3 separate regions of the Mus musculus genome follow, and all the other regions are linked to region 1. The links are chromatin loops, found by intact Hi-C in ENCODE. Cell type or tissue: heart. All regions are shown on one strand.

What was found. Peaks named below come from ENCODE experiments on the same cell type or tissue, not always from the same donor. Only the 100,000 strongest peaks of a DNase experiment are listed, where the experiment ranks them.
Region 2: a loop joins it to region 1, with 2.2 times the contacts of the local background. A loop is called at or near these places in 5 of 42 quality-filtered maps.
Region 3: a loop joins it to region 1, with 2.7 times the contacts of the local background. A loop is called at or near these places in 3 of 42 quality-filtered maps.

Annotation. Positions count from the first base shown.
Region 1 is chr16:4,071,589-4,076,588 of GRCm38, reverse strand. The region is part of intron 1 of Trap1 (TNF receptor-associated protein 1); the gene reads left to right. Among named protein-coding and RNA genes, the nearest start is that of Trap1, 3.7 kb to the left of the region's middle. In heart, a CTCF peak has its summit at 2,013; no DNase peak of the experiment used is centred here.
Region 2 is chr16:3,837,558-3,842,557 of GRCm38, reverse strand. It overlaps Olfr15 (olfactory receptor 15), which reads right to left and starts at 3,583. Exons shown (of 1, transcript NM_008762.2): 1 at 2,645-3,583. The coding sequence starts at 3,583. The coding sequence ends at 2,645. In heart, a CTCF peak has its summit at 2,851; no DNase peak of the experiment used is centred here; H3K27me3 peaks cover 1,191 bases.
Region 3 is chr16:4,558,320-4,563,319 of GRCm38, reverse strand. Tfap4 (transcription factor AP4) reads left to right here and starts at 3,600. Exons shown (of 7, transcript NM_031182.2): 1 at 3,600-3,892. The coding sequence starts at 3,804. In heart, CTCF peaks have their summits at 2,346, 2,569 (motif pointing left) and 3,446; DNase peaks (open chromatin) are centred at 2,699, 2,959, 3,449, 4,629 and 1 weaker place; H3K4me3 peaks cover 2,871 bases; H3K27ac peaks cover 2,768 bases.

The sequences.
Region 1 (5,000 bases):
CAGAGAAGCTGGTTTTACTTAACAGTGGATCCGTATCTTCTCTGATTTCTTGTGTATCTTTGCATCATGTTCTGCAAACACCTTCTCAACCTTGGCTGGTTTGCTCAGTCTGTTCCCAAAGTTGACTCTGGAGTCTAGCTCAAGTTTTTTATTTGCAACATTGGTGCTCCTTTTCACCGACTTTGCCTGCTGCTGTGGTGGCACTAATTCTCCCTGGGTCTTAGGTGGAGAAAATACATACATAGTATCCATTTCCTATTGGAGAGATTGCCACTTCATTAAAGATTTCAGCCTGCTTCCTTGTGTTCCTTCTGGGAAGTATCAGCTATCAAGAACCCCGTGCTGTTGGTTGATTGGTCAATTGGTTGTTTGACTCATTGTTTCTCCAGAGCTTCCCTGATTTCTGTCTTTGCTGATGCTCCTAAGTTCATGCTTGCCATCTATAATAAACTTGTCAAGGTAGGATACAACTAGAAGGCCAGACAGGAAGTGGCACTCCATGTAACTAGCTCTCACCTGTGTCTTCTGTAAATTGGAGATGGTCTGACATTTGTAATTGATAGGTTATATCTCCACAGCCAGTGAGATAAACCAGATTAGATTATAGTAAAGGCAGGTCTATTGGGAAGCTGCTCTCTCGAGTTCACTGACCCCAAGGACCAAGGCCAGGAAAGTTGCCTTGGGAAGGGGTGTGTGTGTGTGTAGGGGGCAGAGAAAGAGACAGAGCGAGACACACATCAAAATGTCTAGATTATATAAGAAGGAACGTCTAGAGGAAGGGCAGCCCAGCCCCTGGGCTGGAAAGTTTAGGATTAGGGGCAGGGTATGCCAGGTAGGGAGTGAGATACTGAGAGAATCTAGAGGCCAGGTCTGCTTTAGTGTGTAAAATATGTACCTCAGTCTCTTGTGCCAGGGACTGAAACCCAACAAGAATTGCAGAAAAACAGCCAGCATATCTCACAACTTAGAACACTGCTTGCCTGTGAGTTACCATTATGAGCAGAGCTCTAGTACGGACAGTTACAGATCTGTAGGGAAGGTGGGTGATCTTTTTGAAGTAGAAGTTCACAGCTCATGTGTTTTCACCCCTTGCTCGCTTGAGTGGTTCCGGGTGATTTTTTTTCCTCCTCTTGAAAGCTCAACTAAGAAGCTTCTGCAGGGTGCCCAGAACCAGTCTCAGGCTGGAGAAAAATCTGCTTTTGTAATAGATGCATTGGCTTATGAGATGAAAAGCTTGTCTCTGTTGTAATTCAGTAAAGTTAATTATATCTTAACAAGTTTATTAAGGAATGCCCTAAACCAGCACTGGAATGAGCCGTATAGATAGGAGAGTGAGTGGTGAATGGGAGAGGCTACTGTGAATAGTGGACAGGACAGGCTTGGGAGGACAACACGGGAGGCCCTGAGCCAACTCTTAACAGTTCCTGTGGAAAAGGGATGTGGTTGTGGCTAGGGGGGAACATGGGCACTAGGTGTGTGTGTGTGTGTGTGTGTACACATGCATGTCTGCAATATCACAGTCACATTATCAGTGCTACTGTGTAAGTCCCAAGCCACCCAGCACTTTAACAAGAGACTGTGGCCTGCCTGCCGTTGAGGTTTTTGTGGCTTTTCATTTAGGGTGTGGGGGAAACGTGAAGACTGATACTATGCAGATGGTGTGTTTAGTGTCTGATTCAGGCACATATATTAAGTTGTTGGTTTATTCTTTAGACAGTTAAGCTAACCTGGAATCAAATCTGGTATCTGGTTCTGCCCCCCCCCCCTTTGTTTTCCAAAGATTTTTTTGTTTGGTTTGTTTTGGTTTGTTGTTTTTAGACAGGGTTTCTCTGTGTAGCTCTGGATGTCCTGGAACTCACTCTGTAGACCAGGCTGGCCTTGAACTCAGATCCACCTACCTCTGCCTCTCTGCCTCTGCGCTGAGATTAAAGGTATGCACCACCTTTTTTGATGGATATATTTTACAAATATACGGGAGAAGAGGCTGGTGAAATGGCTCAGCAGTTAAGAGCACTGACTGCTCTTCCAGAGGTCAACCACATGGTGGCTCACAAATGAAAAACCTATGGGCTGGAGCAAGTGGGCCAGAGCAAGAGGGAGAAGGGAAGGGGGGAGGGGGAAGGTTGGGCGACACCGGAGAATCATGCAATGCAGCCTGTGTGTCTGCACACTCCTTTGCAGCTGGGCTTGCCATGGCAGAATTTTTCGTCTCATCCGTATTGTTTACTGTGTCTTCTGCTTTTATCTTCAAAATAAAGCACACCCCATCTCTTCTACTGTATTGTGACTTTTGCTGTTGAAGTAGCACTGGTGGCTAGACCTTTGTCTTAGTTCTGGTTTGTCTTAACTGGCCATCCCCACGGCACACACACCAGCAGCAGGAAGTTTGCTCATCTGTCCCTGGCTCCCTTCATAGAGAGGATAGGCTCAGTTACAGGTCCATAGCAATCATGGTAAGGAGCTTGGTGACAGGCAGCCATGGTGCCGAGAGGCAGCTGAGAGCTCATATCTCATCCACAATTTGTAAACAGAGAGAGCTTGGTTTTTGTTGTTGTTTTGGTTTTGTTCTTCTATTTTGAGACTGTCTCCCAAAATTTAATTCAGACTGGTCTTCCTGCCTTAGTTCTTCAAGTGCTAGTATTACAACTATGCACCATTCAAATTATTTATTATTGTGTGTACAGAGGTCAGAAGATGACTCTTGAGAGATCAGTTTTTTGGCAATTTGCAGGTTGCAGGGATCTAAGTCAGGTTATCAGGCTTGTGGTAAGCACTACCCAAAGGAGATCTGTCTGCTTTTTCCCCCCAATGGTAAAATTACTGACTTTCTCTTTGAAGTCAGCAAATGTTTTTTTAGGTAACACTAATATTGTATAGTTGTTTGCTGACATCTGTCAGTAATTTCTGTCTGAATGAGATTTATCTGTTTGCTTTTTTTATCATTCCATGGCAGTTTCCCTGAAAGAAGAAGCCGTACATTAAAGTATGGATTAATACATTCTAGACTGAAGTCTGTAGTCAGTTACTGCTAACATTTTGGCTCAAATCATCCCAGGTTCTACTACTAAAAATAACTTCATTTCTGAGTTCTTCAGGGCTCACCTCTGCCCTCCACAGAGCACTTGTTCCTTCATTGGGGGATGCAGAATAATTCCAGTTTGCCCAGGGCCAGTGTGTTCTTGAGAAAGGGCCTGTCAGGAGTGACTACTACCATTAGTGACTACCTAATGGTGCTTGGTGCTCTCAGGGTGTTATCAGTCACCCTGGGACTACTGATGCATATATATAGCATTGACATTGATAGTGTGTGTGTGTGTGTGTGTACATATATATAATAGTATATATTATAGGCAGGGTTAGAAAATACATGTGGACGTAGAATGTACTCACACAGGGGCACACACTTGTGTGTTCACTTTTGTTTCTGGTCTACATGTACAAGGGATCTCATGGTATCTTCACTTAAAGGGTAATGATGCTGGTCTTAACTCTTCTCCCTTTCCTTCCTCCAGGTTTGAGGGCCCCGGCTCACTGGCAGTGTATTAGTATGCTTGACCTCAGTCTATACCCAGGACAGTTTCAGCCTTCATAACTGAGTCTGATGAATAGATTTGCCAAAATGTGCAGTCCTAGTGGAGGTCAGCTTTGTAACATGCAGTAAAAGTCACATTTTCTGCACATTTCAGTCGGCTTCGAAACATTTTTAAAATCACACTGGAAACCCAATTAACTGATATCATATTCACCAAGTGTGTTTATGGTGAGGATAGCAGGGACTACTGTATGTCTTCTAACTGTTGTGGGAGAGAGAGGTATGCTGCTTCCATGTCCCTATGCTTGCATCCTGAGTGACAGATGATATGCCTTTTATGTCTTCTGGAAATTTGACAATGTTCTTCAATATTTGTGGTTGTACTGGCTGGTTTTATGTGTCAACTTGACACAGGCTGGGGTTATCACAGAGAAAGGAGCTTCAGTTGGGAAAATGCCTCCATGAGATCCAGCTGTGGGGCATTTTCTCAATTCGTAATCAAGAGGGGAGGTCCCCTTGTGGGTGGGACCATCCCTGGGCTGGTAGTCTTGGGTTCTATAAGAGCAAGCCAGGGGAAGCAAGCCAGTAAAGAACATCCCTCCATGGCTTCTGCATCAGCTCCTGCTTCCTGACCTGTTTGAGTTCCAGTCCTGACTTCCTTTGGTGATGAACAGCAATGTGGAAGTGTAAGCCAAATAAACCCTTTCCTCCCCAGCTTGCTTCTTGGTCATGATGTTTGTGCAGGAATAGAAACCCTGACTAAGACAAATTGGTACCAGCATAGTGGGGTATTCCTGTGACAGCCTGACCATGTTTTGGGGAGGACTGTGGAAGGACTTTGGAACTTTGGGCCAGAAGATCCATTTGGTGTTAAGAGCTCTGTCGAATGTTGTGAAGGAGCTTGGAAGATAATGTTGAGAACAGTGCAGAACATGGAGGCCTGGCTTGTGAAATTTCAAAGGGAAGATTAAAGACTTTTTTTCGGGGCCATTGCTAGTTTGATTGTGAAGATTCTGTGGTTCTGGTTAGCTGGGGCTGAAGAATCAGCTGTGATTAACAAGATACCAGAACTACTAAAGCAAAACCTTTGCATTACTGGGACTATTGATGCTGGTTAGCTGGAGCTAAGAAATTAGTGGTGATTAAGACAAGACCAGCATCATTGAGGTGACATCTTCTGGGAAGTGTTTTTTGAGAGCACAGAGGCTGTGTTCCAGAGATAGCCAAGGTTGTACCTTGTGCTGTGGCTGGAGTTGGTAATGTGTAAGAGTTACCCAGGTGGTACTGGTTTTGAAGGCATGAAGGGGTCACTCAGAGCAGCTGAGGCTTGGCACTGTGAGAGGGCATGGAAGGCCATTGGTGAAGATGCGGCCTCAGTTGCAATTGATGGCCCAGGACTGAAGGGATCATGCAAAGGAGTTGAGGCTTGGCACCATGAAGAGAGCCTATGAGAGGTTATTGGTGAAGC
Region 2 (5,000 bases), 230 kb after region 1:
TTTCTCTGTGTAGCCCTGGCTGTCCTGGAACTTACTTTGTAGACCAGGCTGGCTTCGAACTCAGAAATCCTTCTGCTTCTGCCTCCCGAGTGCTGGGATTAAAGGCATATTTTATTTTTTATAATATTTTTTCTTGAGAATTTCTTTTTTAATTTAATTAACTACTTTTTATGTATTTGGGTGTTTTGTCTGCATGCCTGGTGCCTTTGGAGGACAGAAGAAGGCACTGCATTCCCTGGGACTGGAGTTAAAGACAGTTGTGACCCACCACGTGGGTGCTGGGAATCAAACCCGGGACCTCTGGAAGAACAGCTTTTTAGCTCTCCAGCCTCCATTGTTGATAATTTCATACTGTGGCCATTAAGACGTGATCATATTCATCCCTTCGTTTTAAAGGGAGAACTTCTAATTCCTGCACTTTGAATCTCAGGCAGGAGGATAGCCATGAGCTGAAGGCCATCTTGACCTACAGTGTGAGTCTCAAAACAGCAAAAAGTACAAAATCATTAGGGATTCCTTGCAGCAGAGACCCATGATGCCCTTACTTCCCCTTATAACTGGTGAAGTTTTTCTCCCCTTCCTCTGTGGTTTTCCACTCCCCTAACTCCTAGTCAGTTTTACGGTGTTCTTTACTTTCCAGAAGGAAGTTCTGCCGAACTCCAAAGTGTTTAAAGAATAATTCTATTTCTCCCTGCATTTCTTGTAGTTATTTCAAAACTCAAATGAATTGAACAGAGGACATGACTGCCCTGTCTCCTTGTAATTACGACTCCCACAAGTCAGCCACACTCTGCTCCCAGATAACTGTAGGAACTTGGGTGCCATAGCTTGTCTTTGAGAAGCTGACCTGATCTGACCTGACCTGATCGAGTGTGCTGACTGGTATTTTGTGCCTTCAAGATGATACACTTTGATGAGATCCAGGATGATGGCTCATCCTGGAAACTATTGCTATGGACACGATTGGAAAACTAAGTTGTGGCTTTGATCTGAACTGGAGAAACAAATTCAGGCTAGGATAGTGTTGTTAGATTTTTAAAGGGGAATTATGAAAATTTGGAAGGGAAAATGTATCTGTGCTCGTTCCATTCTATTCAAGGGACGAGATAACCCAAACCAGCAAATGTGAAAATGGTCTGCATGGAGCATTTAGTTCTTACCATAAGAAGGTGATCCATAACACTTAATATAATTTCATTCACTAGCACTTATCCAGCATATACTTTGTAATAGGCAGGCAAATACAATAACAGAAATGGAAGCAAAGCGGCAGATCCTTTGAAACTACTTCTAAAACCTATTAATTTTCTCTTTTCTAATAATGTAGCTGCTAAACAATTGTCCCATATTAATATAGCTTCTGTCTAGGCATAGGGTGTGTAAACTGTGGTGGCGGATGAGCGGTTTTTTTGTTTTGTTTTGTTTTGCCATTCTAGCAATGAGCAAAGTCATTTAAGAAAATAAAAGAAATACTTGAAGATACAAGAAAAGGAAAATAATAAAAATTGGAGAGGAGTCTCAGAAGAAAATTTACAAGAGCTTATAAGTAAATTTGAAGTATATACTAAGGTAAGGACAGAGGAGGAAGTACGCGAGAGAAGAGGAAGCCACCACGAGGGGCGATAGACCATGAGTACATGGCCAGGAGAAAGAGCAAGTATCTGGGGTACATTGCTGGGGAGGTAGCCAGGCCAGCAGTTAGAAAAATAGATTAAAAATAACCAAAGTCTGAGTCCCATTTATTTGTGAGCTAGTCAGGGATAAGCTTAAATTGCTTGTACTACATACAATATAGGTGTTATTGTTCCAACACACAAGTTTCTTGAGATAAGTTTTGTTCTAAACCAGTTGCTGGATTTCTGGGACAGTAGTGCTGGAAGATTAAAACTTGAAACAGAGGACATGCTTAATGGACAGACTACCCTCCTAAACTTGCTTAAGGAACCATAGCATATCCCATAGTCCACTGACTCATAGCAAACCCGATGGCTCTGGCTGTCAGCTGCAATGATTTAAACAAAGCCAGATGGAGACATTTTAGGCTAGTATTGAAAGGCAAATGGTCTTGCCTATCTTTTCTTATTAATTATCACATTGGATAGAAGGTAAATTTGGATGCAGACATACAGAAAAGGATAATCAGGTGAGAAGGAGATGGGAAGCATGAATAGTTAGCCTGTATGTAGTACTAAGAAGAGACAGAGAACCGGAACACGATGGTGGATGGCTAAGATACCAAGATGAATTCTATTTTCATCTGAAGTTGATAACGTGTGGTGTCAATTCATGGAATTACAGAAAATTATACAAGAAACTTCACGTTTCTTTCCTTAGGAAGTAAAAAAAATTCATCAGAATTATGCTATAACACATAATGTGGACCTCAGAGTCAGGGACACTGAAATGGATCTGTTGTAGGTCAATAGTCTCTGGACCTACAACGATACATATCTGCCCTGTTACCTGTGGTCCACAGTCGTATTTCTGGAAAATAAACAAAGAATGTCTCAAGTAACACTAACCATCTTCCAAATGTGTAGAATTGTCAGGAATATGCATTGGCTTTACTGAAGACAGAACTTCTCATAAGAAAACAGAATGCAAGGTGGAGAGGCAATAAGAAATGAAGACGATTGTGCTGTCCTCAGCTGGCTCCTCTTCCTTTCCCCAGCAATCTTCCCAGGGCCCCCTTCACTTCTTTGTTTCTTAGAGTATAGATGAGCGGATTCACCATGGGTGTGACCACAGAGTAGAAGAGAGAAATGAATTTTCCTTGGCTTTGATTACTGCTCTTAGCTGGAAGCAGATACCCATAGATCGCAGAGCCATAGAAGAGAAACACTACCACCAAGTGGGAGACACACGTATTGAAAGCCTTTCGACGTCCCTCCACAGAGCGGATCTTCATCACTGCCTGAGCAATGAAGCAGTAAGAGACCAGGATGACGCTTACTGGGACCACAGTGAAGAAGGTACAAACACCATTGAGCACCGCCTCATTGAGACTTGTGTCTCCACAGGCCAATTTAATCATGGCGGGTACCTCACACAGGAAGTTGTCCACTTTTCGGTGTCCGCAAAATGGGAGCTGGAGAGTGAATGTTGACTGAATCACGGAGTTGCCTAAGCCACCCAACCAGCTAATAGCAGCCAGCCCCCAGCAGAGGCGAGGATTCATGACGGTCATGTAGTGCAGGGGCCGACAAACTGCCACATACCGATCAAATGCCATCACCACGAGCAGTATGCACTCAGTAGCCCCCAGCCAAAGGAAAACATAGAGTTGAGTTACACACCCACCATAGCTGATTGTCTTGTCTGGCCCCCATAAATTTTTCAGCATCTGAGGGACTGAACTGGTAGTAAAGGCAAGGTCTAGAGAGGAGAGGTTGCTGAGGAAGAAGTACATGGGTGTGTGGAGCCGAGCATCAAGGCGCGAAAGCAGGATGATGGTCAAGTTCCCAACCAGCGTCAACAAGTAAGAGGCCAGGATGACAGCAAAAAAGATGATCTCCAGATGGGGATGGTCAGAGACACCCATCAGAATGAAGCTCCCAGAGGAGCTGTTGCTGTCCACCTCCATCACCGGCTGCCTCAGTCACTGAAGTTTGCTCAGGCAAGGGAAGAGGCAGCTACTGCTAAACCTGCATCCAAAGTGCACCTCAGGCTCCGCAGCTAAAGCCCAGTCCACCCTTCCTGGCCACGAGCTTTCATGCAAGCCCTGGTTGTCAGTTGAGCTGGGATGTCAAAAGGGACCTAGCACAGAGATGAAGGGAGTGCCTTGTGAGGACAGACAACAGCTAGGGCAACAGGTCAGAGGGGCAGGTTAGATCAGATACCTTCTCAAAACACCAATTTCCTCAGCCAAGTTTTCTTTTGCTCTAAGAGGGAAACACACAGTGAATTTGGAAAATCTCCCCGGAAGTTACTGATAGATTTCTTTCTCAGGCTTGAAAGGATGGCTCAACATTTAAGAGCACAGAATGCTCTTGCAGAGATTCCAACTTTGGATTTCAGCGCCCTTATCTCACAATAGCCTATAAGTCCAGTTCCAGGGAATCTGACATGCACTTCTGGCAACTGCACATATGTGAACATACCACCCAAAATTCATGCCTACATGATTTAAAATAAAGTCTTTTTTTTTTTTTTTTGGACAGTCTGTCATTATACAGCCCTAGGCAGACTGGAAGTTGCTGTGTAGACCAAGCTAGCCTTAACAGAGATCCCACCTGCTCTGTTTTCTGAGTATTGAGATTAAAGCCATGTGGCACCATGACCATCAAAATAAATAATCTTTAAAATAAATAATCTTTAAAGAAATTCCTTTTCTCTGTCTTTTATAGTCCTCTCTTCTCAAATTAAAACTCCTGGTCTGGAAAGATCATCATGTGTCTATCGGATCTCAAAAAAAAAAAAAAAAAAAAGAGAGATGGTAGGAGCTGGAGAGATGTTCAGCCATTGAGAGCATTGGTTGCTCTTCCAGAGGACCAAGGTCCAGTTCCCAGCAGCCACCTGGAGGCTCACAACTGTCTGCAACTCAAACTCTGATAGATCTGATGCTTTCTTCTGCCCTCCATGGGCACTGCATACATGCAGCACACATATATACACGCAGGTAAAACATACACACCCAAAATAATTTAAAAAACTAACGAGAATACTGAATATTCACCATACACAAAAAGCATGAATTTGTCAGTGAAGAAGGTGAATATAGAACAAATAAACACATGCCAAAAAAGCTTAAGTCAAATGTGTGAAATATATAAGTGGATTTTCTGTAAGGAAGTTAAATCAATCTACATGTGTCCATAGTAAGGGAAATTAAAATATACCTGATAATTTGAAGTCTACTGTGTTTACTGCTAAACCAAGGAATCATTCTTAACATTCTCAAAGCAGCAAACACACTCTTGTCAATAACAGCCAATTAACATCTCCTTGGGCAGTGTGTGTGTGCACAGAAGTCAGCCTTAAGTGTTATTCCTCAGAAGTGG
Region 3 (5,000 bases), 490 kb before region 1:
GAGGTGGTTGTGAGCTGCTATGTGGGTGTCCACAATCCAACCTGGTTCCTCTGGAAGAGCAGCCATCGCTCTTAACCACTGGCCGTTTCTCCAGCACACACACTCCCCTTTTGAGACAAAGGCTCACTAAGAAATGTTGCCTGGCCTGGAACTTGTTATTAGATCAAGCTGTCTGAAAACTCATAGAACTTTGTCGAGTTCTGCCTCTAGGATGTGAGATTCAAACTGTGAGCCATCACTGCTGCTGGCATTATTTTTAATCATGTGTGTCTGAGCACTTGTGTATCTGCATGTATATGTGCGTGCCTGTATACATGTGTGTCTGCACATGTGTGTGGCACCAGAGGCAGCCAGAAGGGGGCATTAAATTTCCTCCAGGTGGAATTACAGGTGACTATGAGCCAGCTGATAAAGATGCTGGGAATAGAACTCTGGTCCTTTGGCAAGCCAGCAAGTGTTCTTAACTGCCCAGCCATCTCTCTTTGGATGTGAGGTTTTAAATGTCAACATTTCAAAGTACTTCAAGAATGAGAGTCCTCGTGGGTCTGCCACATCCCTTCCCTGTATCATGTCATCTCTTTTGGAAGGAAGGGGCCAAAGACACTCACACTCTGTACTCTGGATCAGGTTAAGGTCACAGCTAATCAAGGATAACCACAGGGGTAATGCTCAGAGGGGTACATAAACGTCTAAATAAGACCCCGATTGTGGGAAGCCATTGTAGAGTGGCAGTTGCAGAGTGGCAGTTGGCTACTGCTGGCCACCACACATACATAGGCAGTAAAGGTTCTTTTGCCAAGATGAGGTTTTGAGAATTAACCAAAGTTAACCAATCAGATGAGAGAGAACGCCTCTCCTAGGCCTATATAAGCAGCACCAGTTCTGGGCTTGGGGTCACTTTGCCTCTGCAATCAAGCTCTCCCAATAAACATGTGTGGAAGGATCCTGTTGCAGCGTCGTTCTTCCTGGCCAGTTGGGCGCACGCAAGACCCTATTATAAAGCTGTGTGAGGGGGGCTAGTGAGATGGCTCAGTGGATAGGAACACCAGACTGCTCTTCCGAAGGTCCAGAGTTCAAATCCCAGCAAACCACATGGTGGCTCACAGCCATCCTTAACGAGATCTGACTCCCTTTTCTGGAGTGTCTTAAGATAGCTACAGTGTACTTACATATAATCAATAAATAAATCTTTTTAAAAAAGCTGTGTGAGGCTGTGTGTGGTAGGATTTAAAAATCTCTGGTGGTACACACCTAATACCCCAGCACTTGGGAGGAGGTGTTTGAGGCCAGCCTGGGGTACAGGAGACTCTTATCTCAAAAAACAAAAACCAAGGGCTGCAGAGATGGTTCAGCATCCAGCACTGGCTGCTCTTCCAGAGGAGCTGGGTTCAATTTCCAGCACCAACATGGTGCTCACAACCATCTTTAACTCCAGTCCTAGGGGATCAGATGCCCTCTTCAGATGCCTTAGAGAGCACCAGGTTTATACCTGATGTACAGAGACACCCACAGGTGAAACAATCATACACACACATACACACATCTGTGCAGTGGTGGCTCCTTTAATTCCAGAGGAAGCAGGGGGTGGGGGGAGGAATCTCAGTGAGTTCTGTGACAGTCAGGGCTATATAGTGAAACCCAGTCTGGGGGTGGAGGTGGGGTGAAATTGCCTTTTTTCATATTCTTTACTTCCTTTAAACTTTTAAAAATTAATTTCTAAGTATGTATGTATGTATGCTAAAGTGCACATGCCAAGGTCAGGAGAGAATTTGTGGAAGCTGGTTCTCTCTTTATACCACGGGGATTCTGGGAATAAAAACCAGGTCATCAGGCTTGCAGGCCAACATCTTTACCTATAAAGCCATTTCACCTGCCTTCCTGATTTTTTCTTCTCCCATTTCTTTGTCTTTTTTTTTTTTTTTTTTTTCCCCGAGACAGGGTTTCTCTGTATAGCCCTGGCTGTCCTGGAACTCACTTTGTAGACCAGGCTGGCCTCGAACTCAGTAATCCACCTGCCTCTGCCTCCCAAGTGCTGGGATTAAAGGCATGCGCTACCACCGCCTTGCTTCTTTGTCTTTTTTAGAGGCACGATCGTATCTTCGATCTCCAAGCGCTAGAATTCTGGATTACAGGTGTGCAACTGCACAGCCCAGCCGGCTAGGAAGTGCTGCTTTTCAAGTTACGTGTCCCTGGGATTAGATGCTAATTGATCTGGCATCTACAGTTAGAGATCAGGTTGGTAATATTGAACAATGTTTTCTAATAATACCCAACAATTGTTATAAATAGAAGTATTTCAACTAAGAGGCTCGATTTGGGTGGAACCTTGGAAGGCAGCGAATGGGTCTGGGAAAGGCGCTGAGCTGGAGCGAGGACATTCCGAGGCAGGCGTGGGCTTCCTGAGCCTGGGGCCAAGCCCTCCAGGAGTCTGGGGAGGGCCGGGACCGGAAGGTGGGGGCGTGTCAGAGGACGGAAGCTCACCCCTAAAACGTCCCCTCCCTTGCCCCAGACCACCACTCCCCCCCCATTGTAGAGCGCGCCCTCTGGCGGTGGAGCAAGTTTTATCCCGCCTTCCCCATGAATGAGAAGCTGCAGCCCGCTGCGCGCGAAGTCGGAAAGTAAGGTAGTGAAAGAGGCAAGACAGGACCTGGCAGCCACCACCAGACCTCTAATGGATATTCGGACCGCGCTGGCAGCCTGCCTCAGGGCCGCTGCTGTTCTGGCTTGCCTCCGCCCTTCCCTTCCTTCCCACTTGCTCTCTCTTCCTATGGCAGCCCCAAACATCCGAGGTACCTTGCGCACCTGCCTGTACCCTTCGCAATCTAATTTCCTAGCACCAGTCAGAGTTTGGGCCAGGCAGCCACCTGGGTAAAGACGGAGGGAGGAGGCTGGCGGGTGGTCAGAGTCAGCCCCAAGTTACTTGTGGGAAACAGTGGCTATGACGCAAGTTTCCAGGGGGCCCGGGTCGGCTCGAAAGGGAGCGCGCCAGAGTGGCTCTGCTCCGCTCCGTGCAGTGGCAATTATGAAAATGCAAAAGCCTGAAGCACACACCCAAAAGAGCCTTCCCTTTGCTGCTGCAGCCCCGCCCAGCGCGTCCTCCAGGATAGCGGTGCGCAAAGACCCCGCACTGGGCAGTCCTCACCGGACCCTGGACTGCACAGACTGGGATCCCGTGCGGTGGGGCTGGCCTTTTTTTTTTTTTTTTTTTTTTTTTTTTTCTTTTTAGCTACGCTTGCCAACCTGTCAGCTGATGGACCTCATCACCCATAGTGGCGCATGTAGCTGGGCCGCTGTTCACTCCATTCACATCGTGTCCCCCCACAGCCAGCTGTCGACCCCTGATTCCTGATCCCAGGGTTAAGTCTGCAGACCCATGTAGTAGTCGGTCCCAAGGAGCTTGCGCCCTTCTCGCCCCAGCATCCAGTCGCCCTGGGGGGGGCGCTGCAAATAGTCCTTTGTTTACATGCAATTCCTTACTCCGCGGAAGGAGGCCGGGGAGTGCTGAGTTTTCACCAGCTGTTTCCCGCCTTGAAACAGACATCTGATCAGCTGCAAACACACACACACACACACACACACACACACACACACATACACACGCCCGGGGAGGCAGGCTGGAGAGACCTCCCGCCCGCCCCTCCCGCCCGCCTCCCTCCCCTCGCCGCTGCTGCTGCTGCCGCCAGCATCTGGGACCGGCCGATTCTGCACCTCCGTCCGGCGCTGCCCTTTGATTCGGATTTCCATCTTGCATTCTCCGGCTGACCGCGAGACCTGGCTCGTGCACAGGAGGGGGGCCTATCGCTATGGAGTATTTCATGGTGCCCACTCAGAAGGTGCCCTCTTTGCAACATTTCAGGAAAACAGAGAAAGAAGTGATAGGAGGGCTCTGTAGGTGTGTACTGCTCCTCCCCCCAACCCCTTCTTCCCATTGCAGCCCCCGGCCAGCCCGCCCGGGCGGGTGCGCGTGTGCGCACGCATGGCTCGCGCCTCCGAGCTCGCTCGCCTTTCTTAGCTACTGGGTCCGCTGCAGTCTCTGGAACCCTGCTTGCGTTGCCTAGGGACCCTCTTCCCTTGGAACGTGGGGACCCCGAGAGGTTCTGTCCACTTTTGTCCGCTGCAGGCGGGCGAGTCGCGACGTTTGTAAATTGCAAACAGACCCACGTGGTGCTGCAGCAGTCCCGGCCATGCTTGCTGCTGGTGGCTTTCACCCAGCGCTTCCTCCTCCCCCCGCCAGCTTTGGCTTCCTTCCTTTTCCTTGCTTACTCGCGCTTTCTGGGAACCCTCTTCTAAGGAGGTCGTTTTGGGGGGGGCCCGGAGTGTGCGAGAGGACAGCTACAATGCTGCCATGCCGCGGTTCCAGGCTGCGGGGAGGGGGGGCGGGGAGCCGGGTGGTGTGAACGTTTGCAGAGAACAGGGCTGCAGCAGGGTTGGGGGCGTGCTCGCTCGAGGTTGCGAGGCGTACGTGGACCTTTAGTGGCCATGCTTCAAGCAGGGAAGTTGCGGTCCCCCACACGTTGGCAGTCACTAGTCGCACGTTCTCCGCCCGCGCTCGGGTGCTGTTTACTAGCGAGGCCTGGACGTGACTCTGCAGCCCTCTTGGAGTAGGCGGGCCTCTGCGCGCACGACCTCACGGGAGCTGTAGTTCTCTATGCCGGGTCGGTGCTGCATTGTGGGACTTGTAGGCGCTTCGGGGCCACGCTTTACTTGCACAAAGCTCGGCCGTAACCAACTAGGTGGGCTAAGCAGGCCAGGTGGGGAGGCCTTTTGATGAGGGTGCGTCTTAGGTTGCTTCAGGGCTCTAGTCTACTTCCTGTTGCATATGGGTCTGCAAACTTTGCTGTCCCACTTCTGTTCCTCAGTCATAAATGCAAAGCGTTGAATCTCCTGGTCGGGTGGGTGGTCGGAGGTCTCTCTTGAGATACCCCTTAGTGAGCTTGATCCTACCTAGGTTGCCCCAGATCCACTCGCTACTAAATCGCGATTGACCAGTGGCCGAATCT